Linked DNA regions of Mus musculus: region 2 is linked to region 1. A link is a loop called in an ENCODE intact Hi-C map of the cell type or tissue named here. Cell type or tissue: heart. All regions are shown on one strand. Each heading gives the region's core, and the rest is flanking DNA. Links, peaks and the distances in the headings are about the cores only. Region 1 holds the start of Cbfa2t3 (CBFA2/RUNX1 translocation partner 3). Region 2 holds the start of Cdt1 (chromatin licensing and DNA replication factor 1).

What was found. Peaks named below come from ENCODE experiments on the same cell type or tissue, not always from the same donor. Only the 100,000 strongest peaks of a DNase experiment are listed, where the experiment ranks them.
Region 2: it touches region 1 in a loop (2.1-fold over the local background); 1 of 42 quality-filtered maps calls a loop at or near these places.

Annotation. Positions count from the first base shown.
Region 1 is chr8:122,675,778-122,680,777 of GRCm38, reverse strand. It overlaps Cbfa2t3 (CBFA2/RUNX1 translocation partner 3), which reads left to right and starts at 2,603. Exons shown (of 12, transcript NM_001109873.1): 1 at 2,603-2,916. In heart, for the core only: CTCF peaks have their summits at 1,989 (motif pointing left) and 3,214; DNase peaks (open chromatin) are centred at 2,247, 3,257, 3,887, 4,817 and 1 weaker place; H3K4me3 peaks cover 3,451 bases; H3K27ac peaks cover 3,819 bases; H3K27me3 peaks cover 4,312 bases.
Region 2 is chr8:122,560,173-122,570,426 of GRCm38, reverse strand. It overlaps Cdt1 (chromatin licensing and DNA replication factor 1), which reads right to left and starts at 2,412. Exons shown (of 10, transcript NM_026014.3): 1 at 2,156-2,412; 2 at 1,182-1,340; 3 at 952-1,103; 4 at 326-523; 5 at 88-233. The coding sequence starts at 2,371. In heart, for the core only: no CTCF peak of the experiment used is centred there; DNase peaks (open chromatin) are centred at 1,166, 1,376, 2,536, 3,446 and 1 weaker place; H3K4me3 peaks cover 3,867 bases; H3K27ac peaks cover 3,419 bases.

The sequences.
Region 1 (5,000 bases), core at 1-5,000:
TAAATGTCTAATGATGGTGTCCGCCGTCAAAATGTCACCCTGAGCCGTGAGAAAAGGAGGTGCTGCCCTTCTGGGGGGTGAGGATAGCAGAAACAACCCAGGTGTAGCTGGAAGTGTTAGACATTGAGATTGCTTTCTTTAGAGAAAGGGGCTTCTGTTCTAAGAAGAGCCCCCAGCTGCAAGTCTGGTGTCAGCTCTGTACTGTGAGCTCTGTACTGTCAGCTCGGGCAGGCACAGCCCCTCTCACAGCCTCGTGGGAAGCAGGGACCAGATAAAGGTAGAGAGCTGACTTCACTGGGGAAAGCCACACTGCCATAAGCAAGAGAAAGTGGCTCCTTTGAATTGAATCAAGCCCAGGTCTCTATAGACAATAAAGAGCTTCAGGCGGCACCTGATTTCCTGAGCGGCTGCTGCCTCTAAGGTGTCCACGTGATCCCTGGTGCTTGGTGACTCTTTGTTGTTCTGAGAAGGCGTGTGTCTTGCAGATGGACTGGATACACAGTGTGGGTTGAGAGCTTCCATAAGGTAACATGAGAGTGTCGAAGAGCTGTGACCTGGACATTTCCACAGGGAACCAGCTCTTCATAAAGTAGCAGGGAGACCAAGTGGGTAACAAATGGGCTCTGGAAATGTCTTTCCAGCTGGTGGAAAAATGGAGGGACAACGGCTGTCAGGACTCGTTGTGACTATGCTGCAGTGGGGCCGGCCCACTCCATACAAAGCAGCCCTCAGGGCCCCCACCATCTCCTCCCTGTGCAGCAGCCATGGCTCTCTCTTGGGAGAGCTTCCTAGCTGAGAGGTTTACCTGTCACATTGAATTCTGTACCTCCAACAGAGGTTGTGAGCACCTTTCTTAAGTTCAAGCCACACACTGGCCACTTACCACAAAACAGACATGCCACCCAGCAGCACGAGGTGGGTAAACCTGCAGCTCAAGCTGAGGGTCCCACTCCTGCCTCAGGCTGAGCTCCCAGAGACTGGCTTACGAGGTCTGCTGAGAGGCCACTCTGCCGGGGCCACTCTTCACGACAGTATCTCTGAAGAGGACTGTCCTTTGCTTTCTCGGTGTACACAGCACACTAGCAGCCACACAGCTGGTGTCCATATGCCTGGGATAAAAAGTTTGCGGTCTCAAGCCACATAGCCAACTCTTCTAGATCCACATTCCTCTGTGAAATGGGCTCGGGACCCTCCACTCCTCTATAAGATTGATACATGTGGCCAGGGAGATCTGAAAATGTGGACAGTTTTATAGGTGTCAGACTAGGATTAGATAGCATCCTCCACAGAGGGAGATCCGGGAAACCAAGGAGCCCAGATCCCACCCCAGGAGGACCGTGCAGGAACGCTTTTTCAAGAAGGCAGAGGTGAACCCCTGAGAGGGACCCCAACTGGGGAAAACCAAGCCACTACAGCAAGCCTGGAAAGAAACGGAGGGTATTTTTACTTATTTATTTATTTAATTTTGGCACATTGCTAGATTTTTATCCTTCACATGCAGATGTATGCCTAATGAGATGAAAATCAAGCCCCCCCCACCCCCACCCCCCCGCTGATCTGAAGTTCTGGCCCCTTGTCTCTGCAGGCGGTGACCCTGGGTCTCTCCTTAGTCTCAAAGAAGCAAAGTGTGAGTGAGTGAAAAACTGGGAAGGGAAAGGAAGGAAGTGCAGCGAGTTTGCTCAAATGTACCAACCGGAGGAACGCCTGGGACTTGTCGCAAGGCGCCTCGAGGAAAAGTGGGTAAAGTGGGTGGGGAGCAGGCTCAGAGGAAGCAGAGAAAGTAGGACGCGGACAAGCAGAAGCAGCGGCTGGGGGCTTTTCCTCAGGTTGACATTAAAATGAATGATATGCAAACGAATGCAAAGCATATGCGAACGCCGGCCCCGATGGCAGTGGGGAGAGCGGGATCCTGAGCCCACTTGCCGCAGGTCGCCTGGCGCCTTGGGGACCAAGGCCGAGCGCGGCGGGTGGAGCGCGCCCCCTGCCGGCAGAACGCGCAGGTGGCCCGGGTACCCCGAAGGGCTTGCGAAGGGGGTGAGGGGGGGTGCGGCGGCCGAAGGAGGGGCGCCCGCCTCCCCGTCCCGGAGTAGACACCGCGGCTCCGGGAGCAGCGACGCCGTCGGGCTGCGACTGCTCCGAGGTGGGTGTGTGCGGTGCGCTCAGCTCGCCCGCCCTCCCGGGGCGCGGCCTGCGCGGGGCGGGGGCGCACAGCTAGGAGTCCGCCCCGCACCGGGTTGCCCCGCGCCGCACGCACTGGCTACGCGCTGGGACTCCTCGGCCCGTTCCCACTCCACGGCCCCGCTCTCCTGCATCCGTACGGGGGTCCCACGCGCGGCCTGGCGCTCCTGAGGTCCCTACGTCCTGAGTCGGACCCCATAGCCAAGTCCGCCGGGCGCGTCCCGGGGCCCCTCGGCCACCCGGGCGGTGGAGGCGGGAGCCGCTCTGGGCATTGGGCGGCGCCGGGCGCACGGAACCGGGCCTCTCTCCGGCGGCCGGCGCCCCGGGGCGGAGCGAGCGCGATGGGCGTCGGGCTGGAGGCAGGTGGCGCAGCGGCGGCGGGGCGCGGGAGGCGGGGGCGGAGCGCGCGGGGCGGGGGCCGCGGGACTCGGTGAGACGCGCGGGCGAGCGCGCGGCAGCAGAGCCGAAAGCACGGCGGCTGGACCCGGCGGCCGCCGAGGCCGAAACCACCCGGGCAGCGTGCGGGCTTTGTTCCCGCGCTGGGGGCCGAACGCACTCGGCATGGCCCAGGCGGTCGCCCCGCGCGCCCCGACCCCGCCGCGCGCCTGAGCCCCGCGCAGCGCGAGAAGACAGCGTACGGATCGCCCCCAAGTTATGGAGGTGGCGACCCAGTGAGAAGGAAAAGCCACTTCGGGAGCCGGGTTGCGAGAGAGCTACGGTCCCCTGGAGCTCCAGACCGTAAGTGCCGCCCCTGCCCTGTTCAACACCGCCGCTGTCACCCTACTTTGCCGGTTGCTGCCGTCCCGGGGGTCCTCGCTTTGCACCCCCTCTCCAGCCCCTCCACTTTACAAAGTTCGTGCCCACGGCAGGGTGGAGCCAACTCTGCCCACTCATTTGACTGAGTTGCAGCCACCCTAGGTGAGCAGACAGCTTGACCTGTCCAGAGTGTGTGTGGTTCATCTTTAGGTAGGAGCTGAGTCGGTGGGGGAGTATGGGCTCCCCAACCACCACCCACAAGCGCCCCCTGGGGTGCCGGGTCTCCTGACAAAGACTGGTAGCCTGAATGACAGGGCTCGGGACTGACTGGAGTAGCGGGAGGGCAACCTTCCTGGGAGATAGTGCTGGCAGGAGAGGGTCTGCTGCTTTCTCTAGCCCTTCCCCCTCTTATTTTGGTCCCTGGATCAGCCATTAGGGCCATGGAGCTGAGCATCCTTCCTGATGGTCGGGAGGGGATCCTGACCGCCCTCCCTGGGGTCCTGACAGCCAGGTGCAGGCACAGCCTCCGGCTCTGATCCTTCTCACAGGCTTTGGGAACGGTCCATCTGTGTGTAGGGCAGGCCCAGAGCCAGGCTGTGGGAACAGCGGGGAGGAGGTGTGAGGAGGTGTGAGCACCGCGGAGGGACAGATGGCTGGGAATTCAGCCGGAGTCGGGCTGACTAAGGTGGAGCAGAAGGCAGCCAGGCTGGCAGCTCCTGGCTTTGAGCCGCTGCCTTTCAACTCATGGCCCTGAACTTGGTGTGTTTGGGCTTCTTGACCACAGTGCTGGCTGGACCTACCCCCCTGCTCCATGAATAGAACTATCTGATCATGTGAGCTAAAGCTGACTTTCAGAGCCCAATTCCTCAAAATAACAGACGATCTCATGCTCCTGTTTGTAGGGTTGATCCCAGTAACTGTCACACCCGTCCCTCCTATCCTGAGGCCAGGATGTGGCTTCATTATGTCTGGCTGGGTGTGTGCTTCCTCCCGGCGCTCAGAAACAGGAGGTTCCCAGGCAGCCACTCAGAGGATGGGGCTGGCAGAAGACAAAGGGAGCGGTCACTTTGCCCTGGCATTGCCCTTGCAAGTTGCTGGAAGGTTTCAGAAACTTCTCAAGACTGGGACTCTCTCATCTCCCTAAGACCCCAGGGGCTGGTCTGAGAGAGTTCAGCCATACCCGGCCAGAATGCACTTGGCTCCTGGCCTGGGAAGAAGTAGGAAAGCCCTGTGAGAGATTTCTGGTCTTGTGCATGGAGGGATCCTGATGGGGGCTACACTGGGGTCATGATGTCACCCCACCTTGGTCCACTGAAGGGCGGAAGTCAGAAGATGTGGCTGTCCCCAGTTGGCACTGGGAGCCCACAGTTAGAGCACCAAGCTGAGAAAATGCCGCTATTTGGGACTGTTTTTTTTTTGGGGGGGGGGCACAACCACTCTTGTGCATTGAGAGGGAAAAGCAGAGAAAGGAGGAACCCTGCGAACAGAAGGAACAGATGTGGTGCTCGGTGCTGCCCGGGAGCTAGACAGACACGGGGAGGGAGAATATCACGTTAGGACTGATTTTCTGGCGGAATCCACCCTCCCGGGAGGTACTGTGATCTTGATGAGAGGGGAGAAAGGGAGGGCCATGTGTACCTGGCACACCACCATCTTTTGCTGTGTGCCAAGCCTGAGCTGGCATATGGAAGACACCCCTGGACAGTTCCTTGCAGGATGCTCTGGGGCTGCTGGGTGGTCCAAGCAGCTCTCAGGTCCTTGTCTGGCTCTTCCTCTGTTACCGGGTTATCCATGTAATTGAGTTACCACCTCCAGGAAATCTCTCTGATTGCGCTCCACATATACTCCTTTCTGCGTGACTGAAAGAAACTCGTTTTCCTTCCTACACGCAGATCTGGAAATGCTGGCAAGGCTGGGTCACTGGGCCACAAGATCTGAGCCAGTAGGTTTGCCCACCATGGAGAACCAGGCTTAGCTTCAGCCTCTTCTGATGCAGAAGACAGGAGGGTGTGTCGGGAGAGGTGTTTCCCACCACCTTCTGGAATGGTCTTCCCTCCCCCCTCCTG
Region 2 (10,254 bases), core at 1-5,000, 110 kb after region 1:
CCACCTGTGGTGAGCCCCAACCCGTCCAACTGCCCAGCCGCAAGTCCAAGAGGATCGAGAAGGCCCAGGGCCTCGCCAAAGACTCACCCTGGCCCAGCAAGGGCTCGATGGTGAGCTGGTAATCAGATCTCTTGATGCTGTCCTTGAAGGTGGGGACATTGCACTCCTGGCGGAAGCGATACGACGTGGGATACACGGTTTTGATCTGGCCCACATTGCGCTCTTCAAAGCGCCTATGGGAGAGAGGGCAGAATGAGAGGGACCAGGCAGGCGGGCACCGGACAGACACTGGGGGCAGCTAGGTCCCCTCCCCCACACCACTCACTTGCGCATCATCTCCTGAACACCTTGCTTGACTTTGGCAAAGGTCACAGTCTCAGAGCGATTGTGGAGCATGCTCACAATGGTGTCCATGCTGCGGAACATCTCAACTAGCACCTGATACTTGTAGGGTAGGACAAGGCCTGGGAGACCAGGCTGAGCCAGAGCATGGAAGCGCTGGTAGGCAGGAGCTTTCTCGACACTGTCAAAGAGAGGCATTCCCATTAGACTATCAAACCACACGGTTTGACCCCACCACCACCACCACCAGACCACAGGGTAGGAGAGGACACTGTGACCCAGAACCCCAAAACTACCCATTTGCAAAGTCCCCACAGATCTAATGCTACCTGAGGGCAGCATCAGAAAGAGATGAGAAACCTGCTCCACACACTAGCTCTGCACCCTCAGCTTGGAGAGGCAGACAGTCACAGACAGGCACAGGGGTTCACAGTACTTAGAACAAGCCACGTGCAGGAGGAGTTGACAATGTCCTTTTCAAGTGAGGGACAAGGGCATAGTGGTAGGGAGGAGACTGAGGTACGGTTTAGGCCATCCACCCACTCAGACCCCACAGCGCCTCCCAAAGGTCTGTCCTCGCCTTAACCTTGTGGCCCCACTAGGACTCACCATGGTTGCTCTGTGGGCACCTTGGCATCTGGGGTACTAGGCTCCACAGCATTCTCTTGGACTCGGGCTCTCAGGGCCCGTGCCTGGGCTCCCAACTTCCGTGCCCGCCTCAGGCAGGACTGGAGCTCAGAGACGGAGTCCTCTGAGGGGATCTGGGGACATAGGCACTGTCAGTTCTGCAAATTCCGCATGCCCCTGCCCACAGCCCACCCTCAGTCCAGCCTTCTTACCTTGCCCGGCTGTTGACCAACATAAACAGTTGTACTCTTTGTTCGCTTGACGGGGGATGGGCAAACGGGGGAGCCAGGGTCAGCTGGAGGGCTAGGGTCAGCTGGAGGGCTGGGCTCAGCTGGGGAACTGGGCTCAGGCAGAGAACTGGGGCAGGAGTCCTGGCGATTAAGAAGGCACAGAACAATAAACTGGGGGTGGGAAGGGGTACCTGCTCCCTGCTGAGCCAGAACTAGGGTATCAGTTCACTCGACTCGGAGGGCAGGAGTCAGGCGCTAGGGGGTGCCTGTCTATGGAGATGCTTGATGAAGCAGTTAGGAAAGATCCACCTGGTCTGTCCAGTCTTGAAGCAGCTCGCAGGCCTGGCCCTCCAGGGCCCTCTCTCCATTTCAGGAACTCCAGCTCAATTCTTTTTTTTTTAAAGGTTTATTTGTTTATTTATATGTATATGAATACACTGTAGCTGTATTGATGGTTGTGAGCTGTCATGTGGTTGCTGGGAATTTGAATTTAGGATCTCTGTTTGCTCTGGTTGACCTCTCTCACTTCAGCTTGGCCCTGCTCACTCCTACTTAAAGATTTATTTATTATTATATGTAAGTACACGGTAGCTGTCTTCAGACACCCTAGAAGAGGGCATCAGATCTCACTACAGATGGCTGTGAGCCACCATGTGGTTGCTGGGATTTGAACTCAGGACCTTCGGAAGAGCAGTCAGTGCTCTTAACCGCTGAGCCATCTCTCCAGCCCTCAATTCTTTGCATAACCCCCACACCACCACAATTCACCCCCGCCAGCTGCGGCCTCCCCGGAAGCCCAGGTACCCTCTGCCTACGTCAGCAATGCCCTGGGGAGAGGAAAAAGCGCCCAGCCTGCTCGCGACTCTATTCCTCCAGTCCTCTGCCTCGGCGCCCGAGAACCTGGTTCTCTTGTCCTAACCAAGGGTCCTCTGGGGGGACTCCCGCGCGCTCCTTACCAATCCAGGCAGCCGTAACCTCCGGCGCGCGAGCGGCGCGGGCTGGTCACTCCCGGGTTCGGCTGGGGGCCGGGCGCGCTTGCGGCTGCTGCTCCGGGTGAACGCAGGAGCCACGAGGCCACCAGGGCTCGGGGTGAGACAGATCGACTTGGCCCGCGGAGTCGTAAGGCCAGGGCGACGGCACGCATAGAAATCGGTAACACGACTTTGCGCCATGGCGCCAAAAAGGTAGTTCCCGCGGATTCCGCGCAACTTTCGCGGCTTCAGCCTCGCCCCGCCCAGGCCGTACCACCACGCACAGTTCTGGGAGGGGGGAAATGTGCGCGCTCCGGGGCATGCGCGCTAGTAGGCACCAAGAGACGCATGCGCCATGCCGGGCCACCACCCCCGCGGCAGCTTTGGATTGAGGACCGAGAATGGGAGCGGCCGGGGCTGGAGGGTTGGGGGCAGGAGACTATTTGACTCCTGTGCGCTGGCGCGCTGGCGTGCAGCGTAGTACATCCGCGATCCGCGTGGTTTCCGCGGGCTGCGGGGCTGTGGTGCGTAAGGTTCTCAAAGCCACTTGGCGCGCGGTGTGGACAGCGGCGGCTGCGGCCCTGACAGCTCTTGGCCCAGCAAAGAGGCAATCACGTGAAAGGAGACACTTCTGCTCCTGTTGTTCCCATTTACAAAATACTAGCCCGGTCTCCAAGGCTAGCCAAGTAGCTGGGTCTGAGTCACACGCAACTGCTGAGTGTCCGGTCCCATGAGCGAGATGAGTACCCAGGACGACTCATGCCGCCGAACCGGCTCCAAAAGCATCTCATTTTCCTAGCCACATCCGGGCTAAGGACTGCAGAGGTTGGAGTTACGCCTTGGCAGGAAGCGGCCTAGAAGCATGGGAAAATTCAGAGAGGCCACGCAGGTCTGCTTTCCTCATCAGATGGCAGTCACCCACCCAATGCTCCCAACTCCTGGAGGAAGTGGCCATGCAGACAGTATGATCATTTTGGGCAAAGGTGGCTCTCATGAGGGTGAGGGGACAGTGGAGAAGCAGGAACTGGGAAACCTGGATAGCAGCTGTAAGCACACGCTGCACCGAAGGAGATTTCTCAGGAAGTGGGATCATGCACAGTCCAGCGCATCAGGCTAAACTGCATCTGCAGCTGTGAAGTAAAGGACCAAGATTTAGAAGTTTGGAGACTTGGTTGCTCCTACCTCCTGAGTGTACTACACCCTGGAGCCTCATGGCCAGCCATAGTAACCATTCTACATCCCTGCCAAGTTGGCCTTTGGGAGGGCACAGCCTTGGAACCCTGCGGGAATTCTTGGTTTGGCCCAGTGACAAGACAAAGCCAGCTGCCTCCTGATCGAAGCTGATTAGATAAGTGACACATGGCTGAGCTAATCCGATGTTCTAGGATCAGAGAGTGCTCTGGTATACTAGTGATCCCCCATAATGTAAGACAGCAAGCAAACAGGAAGTTCCAGAGGCATCAAGCCTAACACAGCCGCTTGAGCGTTTGGGAATAGAGTCCCTTTCTTTGATATTTGCAGCCATGAGGAATGCGGCCCATGCCTCTGGGCATGCCCATGAGGGATTTTCTAGTTGAGGCTAATTAAAGTGGGAAGACACACCCTAATTTGGATGCCACTATTCCATGGGCTGGGAATTAATTTCCCTGACTGAAATTAATAAAAAAGGAGAAAAGGCATAGGTGTGGAAACCTGGTAGCTCACACGTGTGACTGTAGCACTTCAGAGGCTTAGGGAGGAGACTCAAGTTCTACTCTGGTCTGGGAATACATGAAACCCTGTCAAATGACTTTGAACTAGTCCAGGCAGTGGCCTGGGCAAACCTTTAATCTCAGCTCTTGAGAGGCAGAGGCAGGTGGCTCTCTGAGTTCGAAGCCAGCCTGGTCTACAGAGTTTAAGTTACAGGACAGCCAGGGGCTACACAGAAAAACTGTATCTCAGAAAATAAATAAAATTTAAAAAAATCTTTCTGCTTCTTGATTTTAATCCCAGCAGGTGTAAATACAAAGTTCCATGTCAGCCAGGACTACAGTGAGAGACCCTGTCTTGGTTTTTGTTGTTGTTGTTGTTTTTGAGACTATGTAATTGGGGCTGTCCAAGGAACCTGTTTTGTTTAAAGAAAGAAAGAAAGAAAGAAAGAAAGGAAGAAAAAGAAAAGAAAATCCACATGAGGAGTGATAAAAGCAACTTGAGGAAGGAAGGGGTTTTTAGCTTTTAGCACATGGTTTGATAGTGTGGTTCATCATGGCAGCCTAAGCATGGTGGCAGGAACAGCAGGGCACACTGAACCACAGTCAGGAGAGATGAGGGCTAGTGCCCAGCTTGCTTTTTTAATTTAGTTCATTCAACAGGTGACACACACACACACACACACACAGTGGGTCTTCCCTCCTCAGTTAAAGCTTTTTGGAAGCATCCTCAGAGACACACCCAAAGGTACTTGTCCATGGTGACTCTAAAACCAGTTACATTGCTTTTGTTGGGTTGGGTTTTCATTGTTGCCACAACAGTGAAAAAGGTAACCATCATCTGCATCCTCATCTTCACCCTCATCTCCATCCTCACCATCACCTCACCCCCCACCTTCACCATTTTTCTAATCACCTGAGGATGGGTAAGGTCGCCATAGATCCTCAGTGTTGATGATAGCCAAGTTCCGGCCTTGCCTGACTTCCCTAGAACCCACCCTGGTTCCCTGAGACCTCTCTGCCAAGCTACAACCTCGATACAGTTACAGAATAATTAGCTTGCAGGCTCTGCTCATCTGGTGCATCCTGGTATCATCCCTAAGAAACAACGACAAGAAGCCGAGACTCTGCAGCACTTCCGCTGCCTTCAGGTACATTTACTGAAAGTGTGCCGCTTCCATCCAGGTTTGCTGAACTGATGAGCCCAAATCCCTGTGGTTGGAATGGCTTCTCTCTTTCATTCAGAGGGCTTCTCTGGATCAAGCCAGGCGAAGAAGCTGAGACTCCAGGCATACAACTGGTTATCCAGGGAGCTGGACCTTCACTCCGACTTCCAGCTCTCCACGCGCTGCTCACCGTCCCTGTCCCAGACAGGAAACAGTAACTGATGCTGGAACACAGGCTCGTGGGACCCGCCCACTAAGGATCTCTCAGCCACCGGCAGCCACAGCCACGGAGGAGCTCTTTGTGGTCTTGGCTTTTCAATCAAGGTTTGTGGCCAAGGCTAGAGAGGCAGCTCTCACCTTCAATGAAAGCATCTGGGTCTCAGTCAAGATTGATCTGCACTCGGATGGATTCCCTGTCTGCCAGACAACCTTGGAATCCATTAGGGCCGGGATAGAGCACGATGGAAGGGGAAGGCGCTAAGGCACGCAACATGTCACGTGACACCAGCAGTTTCCGTTCCCTCCAAGACTCAGATTCTTCGAGACAGTTCTGGGGTGTCATGTCTTGTGGAACCTTCTCCCCAGCTAGGTTGCTGTGAGACTCCTCAGAGGAAGAATCGAGAGCCTCGTTTTATCACAGGGATGACAAACGCCTTCTCCTGCGTTGGGAAAGCATTAGGTGGGGAGAAGGCTGACTCTGCCCTCACTGCTTTTAGTTTCTTTTCTGTTGCTGTCATAAAATATCCCGGCAAAAGCAGCTCCGGAGAGAAGTTATTTGTCTCGCAGTTTCAGGTTTCATTCTGTTCTAACAAGGAAGTCACAGCAACAGGGGATGGAGAGGGAGCTGGTCACATGAGAGCCAGTGTCAAGCACAGGAAGCAATGAAGCAATGAACGTTAATGTTCAGCTTGCTTTCTCCACTTACAGAGTCTAGGAGCTCCTGCCAAGGGAATGGTGTTACCCATAGTGGGCAGGTCTTCCAATTAACTTTAATTAATGTAATCAAGATTATTCTTTCAAGGCATGCCTAGTGGGCTGCCTCGGAGGGGGGAGGGTTTCTGCATTCTGTCAAGCTGACAAGGTAACAGTTTCTAATCTTTTTCTTTCTTTCTTTCTTTCTTTTTTTTTTTTTTTTGGTTTTTCAAGACAGGGTTTCTCTGTGTGGCCCTGGCTGTCCTGGAACTCACTCTGCAGAGCAGGCTGCCACTGCCCGCGTCTGTTCCTATTCTTATGTAGTCATCTAACATTGCTCTGTTCAATAGAAATGTGTTGCGAACTGGGTGGTTTCAAGTTTTCAAGGCTAGTACATGTCGGGGCAGTGGTGGCGGCACACCTTTAATCCCAGCACTCGGGAGGCAGAGGCAGGCAGATTTCTGAGTTCGAGACCAGCCTGGTCTTCAAAGTGAGTTCCAGGACAGCCAGGGCTGTACAGAGAAACCCTGTCTTGGAAAAACAAAACAAACAAAACAAACAAAAATCAATCAAGGCTGTACATTACAGAAAGTAGTAAGAATCAGGTGGCAATAATTTTGTCAAACTTTTGTTCTCAATTGTGTTCTGTTTCTTTTTCTTTTCTTTACTTTTTAAAAAGATCTATTTATTTATTTATTTATTTATTTATTTATTTATTTATTATATGTACACTGTAGCTGTCTTCAGATGCACCAGAAGAGGGCATCAGATCTCATTACAGGTAGTTGTGAACCACCATGTGGTTGCTGGGATTTGAACTCAGGACCTTCTGAAGAGCAGTGACTGCTCTTAACCTCTGAGCCATCTCTCCAGCCCCTCTGTTTCTTTTTTTTTTTTTTTTTTTTTTTTTTTTTTGGTTTTTCAAGACAGGGTTTCTCTGTACAGCCCTGGCTGTCCTGGAACTCACTTTGTAGACCAGGCTGGCCTCGAACTAAGAAATCCGCCTGCCTCTGCCTCCCGAGTGCTGGGATTAAAGGCGTGCGCCACCTCGCCTGGCCTGTTTCTATTTTTATATGTGCATTGGTGTTTTGTCTGCATGTGTGTCTGTGTGAGGATGTCAGAACCCCTGGAAGAGAAGTTACAGTCATGAGCTGCCTTGTGAGTGCTGGGAATTGAACCCTGATTCTCTAGAAGAGAGCTGGTGCTCTTATCCACATCGCTCCAGCTGTGATGGTTTGTATCTGCTCAGTCCACCAGTGGCACTGTTGGGAAGTATGGCCTTGTTGGAGTACGTGTGCCCTTGTGGGTATAAGCTTTAATACCCTTGTCCTAGCTGCCTAGAGGCCAGTATTCTGCTAGCAGCCTTCAGATGAAGATATAGAACTCTCAGCTCCTCCAGCATCAAGCCTTCCTGGATGCTGCCATGTTCCTGTCTTGATGATAATGGACTGAAACCTGTAAGCCAGCCCCAATGAAATGTTGCCCTTATAAGAGTTGCCTTGTGGGCTGGAGAGATGGCTCACTGGTTAAGAGCACCGACTGCTCTTCCGAAGGTCCTGAGTTCAAATCCCAGCAACCACATGGTGGCTCACAACCATCCGTAGTGAGATCTGACACCCTCTTCTGGTATATCTAAAGACAGCTACAGTGTACTTAGATATAATAATAAATAAATCTTAAAAAATAAAAAAAAAAGAGTTGCCTTGGTCAAAAATCAAACAAACAAACAAACAAACAAAAGCCAGGCAGTGGTACCATATGCCTTTAATCCCAGCACTTGGGAGGCAGAGGCAGGTGGATTTCTGAGTTCAAGGCCAGCCTGGTCTACAGAGTGAGTTCCAGGACAGCCAGGGCTACACAGAGAAACCCTGTCTCAACAAACTGAAAAACAAAACAAAACAAAAAAAACCCAAGAGTTGCCTTGGTCATGGTGTCTGTTCACAGCAGTAAAACCCTAACTAAGACACCAGCCCCTGTTTTGTTTTGTATGGGTCTTTTACCTGCATGTTTGTCTGTCACATGCATACATTGCCCATGGAGGCCAGAAGACATCAGATCCCCTGGATCTGTAATTACAGATAGTTTTGAGCTGCCATTTGGGTGCTGGGAATAAAATCGAGTCCCCTGAGAGAGCAGCCAGTATTCATAACCACTGAGCCATCTCTCCAGCACCAGGTTGCAGTACTTGCAATAATTATGTTATATCAGATATGCCCCCAAATGTCTCTCAAAATAAAATAAGCCATATATTTATGTATTATTTGGTTTGTTTGAGACACAGTCTCTCTTCATAGCCTGGGCTATCCTAGTACTCACTATGTAGACCAGGCTAGCATGAGCTCACAGAGATCCACCTGACTCTGACTCTGCCTCCAGATACTGAGATTAAAGGCGTGCACTGCTACACTCAGCTTATTTATTATTTTTAACAGAGAGTCTCACTATGTGGCCTTTGCTATCTTGAAACTCACTATGTCGTCCAGGCTAGCCTCAAACTCACAAGAGGTCTGCCTGACCTCTGCCTTCTAAGTGCTGGAATTAAAGGTGTTTGCTGCCACCTTGCCTGGATAATATATATAATCTAGGCATGTATATATGTATATATACTTTTTGGGTTTGTTTGTTTGGTTGGTTTTTGGCTTTTCGAGACAGGGTTTCTCTGTGTAGCCCTGGCTGTCCTGGAACTCACTCTGTAGACCAGGCTGGCCTCGAACTCAGAAATCCGCCTGCCTCTGCCTCCCAAGTGCTGGGATTAAAGGCGTGTGCACCACTGCCCGGCATAATATGTTTTTTAATAAGACATTTGACGGTTTCCTTTATTACCAACCACCCAAATCATCAGCTTGATTATCATCAGCGTCGCCGCCATTAACATCCTCAGCATCAGCCTCACTGCCATCATCATCCTGATGGAGTTTATGGCTCCATCTCTGCTGATTGCATAGCCTTAGGTCGAGGGCAGAGCCTCTCAGGATTCAGTTCCTCCCTTGTCTCTCCTGATTCAGATGGAGCGGTAGAACTTGGTGGAAGCAGGGCTTGGTGAGAAGCCTAGCACAGACTCTGTCAACAGGAAGTGACTTGTGGCTGTCAGCCTAGACAGCAACCCATCCTGGCCATGGGTGGAGCTGAAAAAGTTCCATGGGCACATAGTCCTCACTTGCTGCACAGTCGGCTAATATAGTGCCAACCATGACACAGGGCCCTGAGCACACAGCCCGTTCCATTTGATAGAGGGTCACACGGTTATAAACTTGGTGAAGCAACTGGATCTCAGGGCTCTGTGTGCAGGTTCCCTGCTTGGGGGCCACTGATCAGCTGGGTGAAGGTACATACCCTCTGTCTTTTATCTGCTGCCTGCTACCCACCACTGCCCACAGGTGGCCACATACTTAGCCCCTCCTTCTTGGCAGAGGGTCTTTGAATTATTTATAAGACCTCAAGAGGGGGCTGGAGAGATGGCTCAGTGGTTAAAAGCACTGACTGCTCTTCCAAAGGTCCTGAGTTCAAATCCCAGTCATAATGAAATTTGACACCCTCTTCCGGTGTGTCTGAAGACAGCTACAGTGTACTTACATATAATAATAAATAAATTTTTGTGCCAGAGTGAGCAGGGCCAGAGGGAGCAGAGTTCAATCCCCAGAAACCACATAATGGCTCACAACCATCTGTACAGCTACAGTGTACTCATATACTTAAAATAAATACATCTTAAAAAAAGAAAGAAAGAAAATGTCTGAATAACTCAGTAGAGCCCTGGCAGTGCCTCCAATATTTCCCCAACCTCATTCTCGGAGAGCCAGGCCCAGTGATGAGACAAGCAGGCTCCTCCCAAGTCTCTTTCCAATAGCCCCTTCCGGGCCACCATTGCTTTGCTGCTCCTCTGCCTGAGCCTTCATTGTCCCTGGAGGAAGAGCAGAAACTCTGGAGTACCACATGCTGGCAAGGGCTGGCCTTCCACGTGCAGCCTCTCTCAAGCATAAGGGCCAATTCATAATGGCCAACTCCTATGCACACCTACAGCCTCGGGACTGTAGGCTGCTTAAGGTCTATTACTATGGGAAGCTCCCATGATACCCTGGCTCCTACAACATGCCAGTTCATCCGCAGTGCCCAATTTCCTGTTTCTGGAGGGAGTCTGCATGGCCCAGAAGCTGGAGAGCAGCTAATGTAGTTGTATCACAGGAGAAAGGTATTTTTTTGTTGTTTGTCTTTAAGATTTATTATTTTTATTATATGTAAGTACACTGTAGCTGTCTTCAGACACTCCAGAAGAGGGAGTCAGATCTCATTATGGATGGTTGTGTACCACCATGTGGTT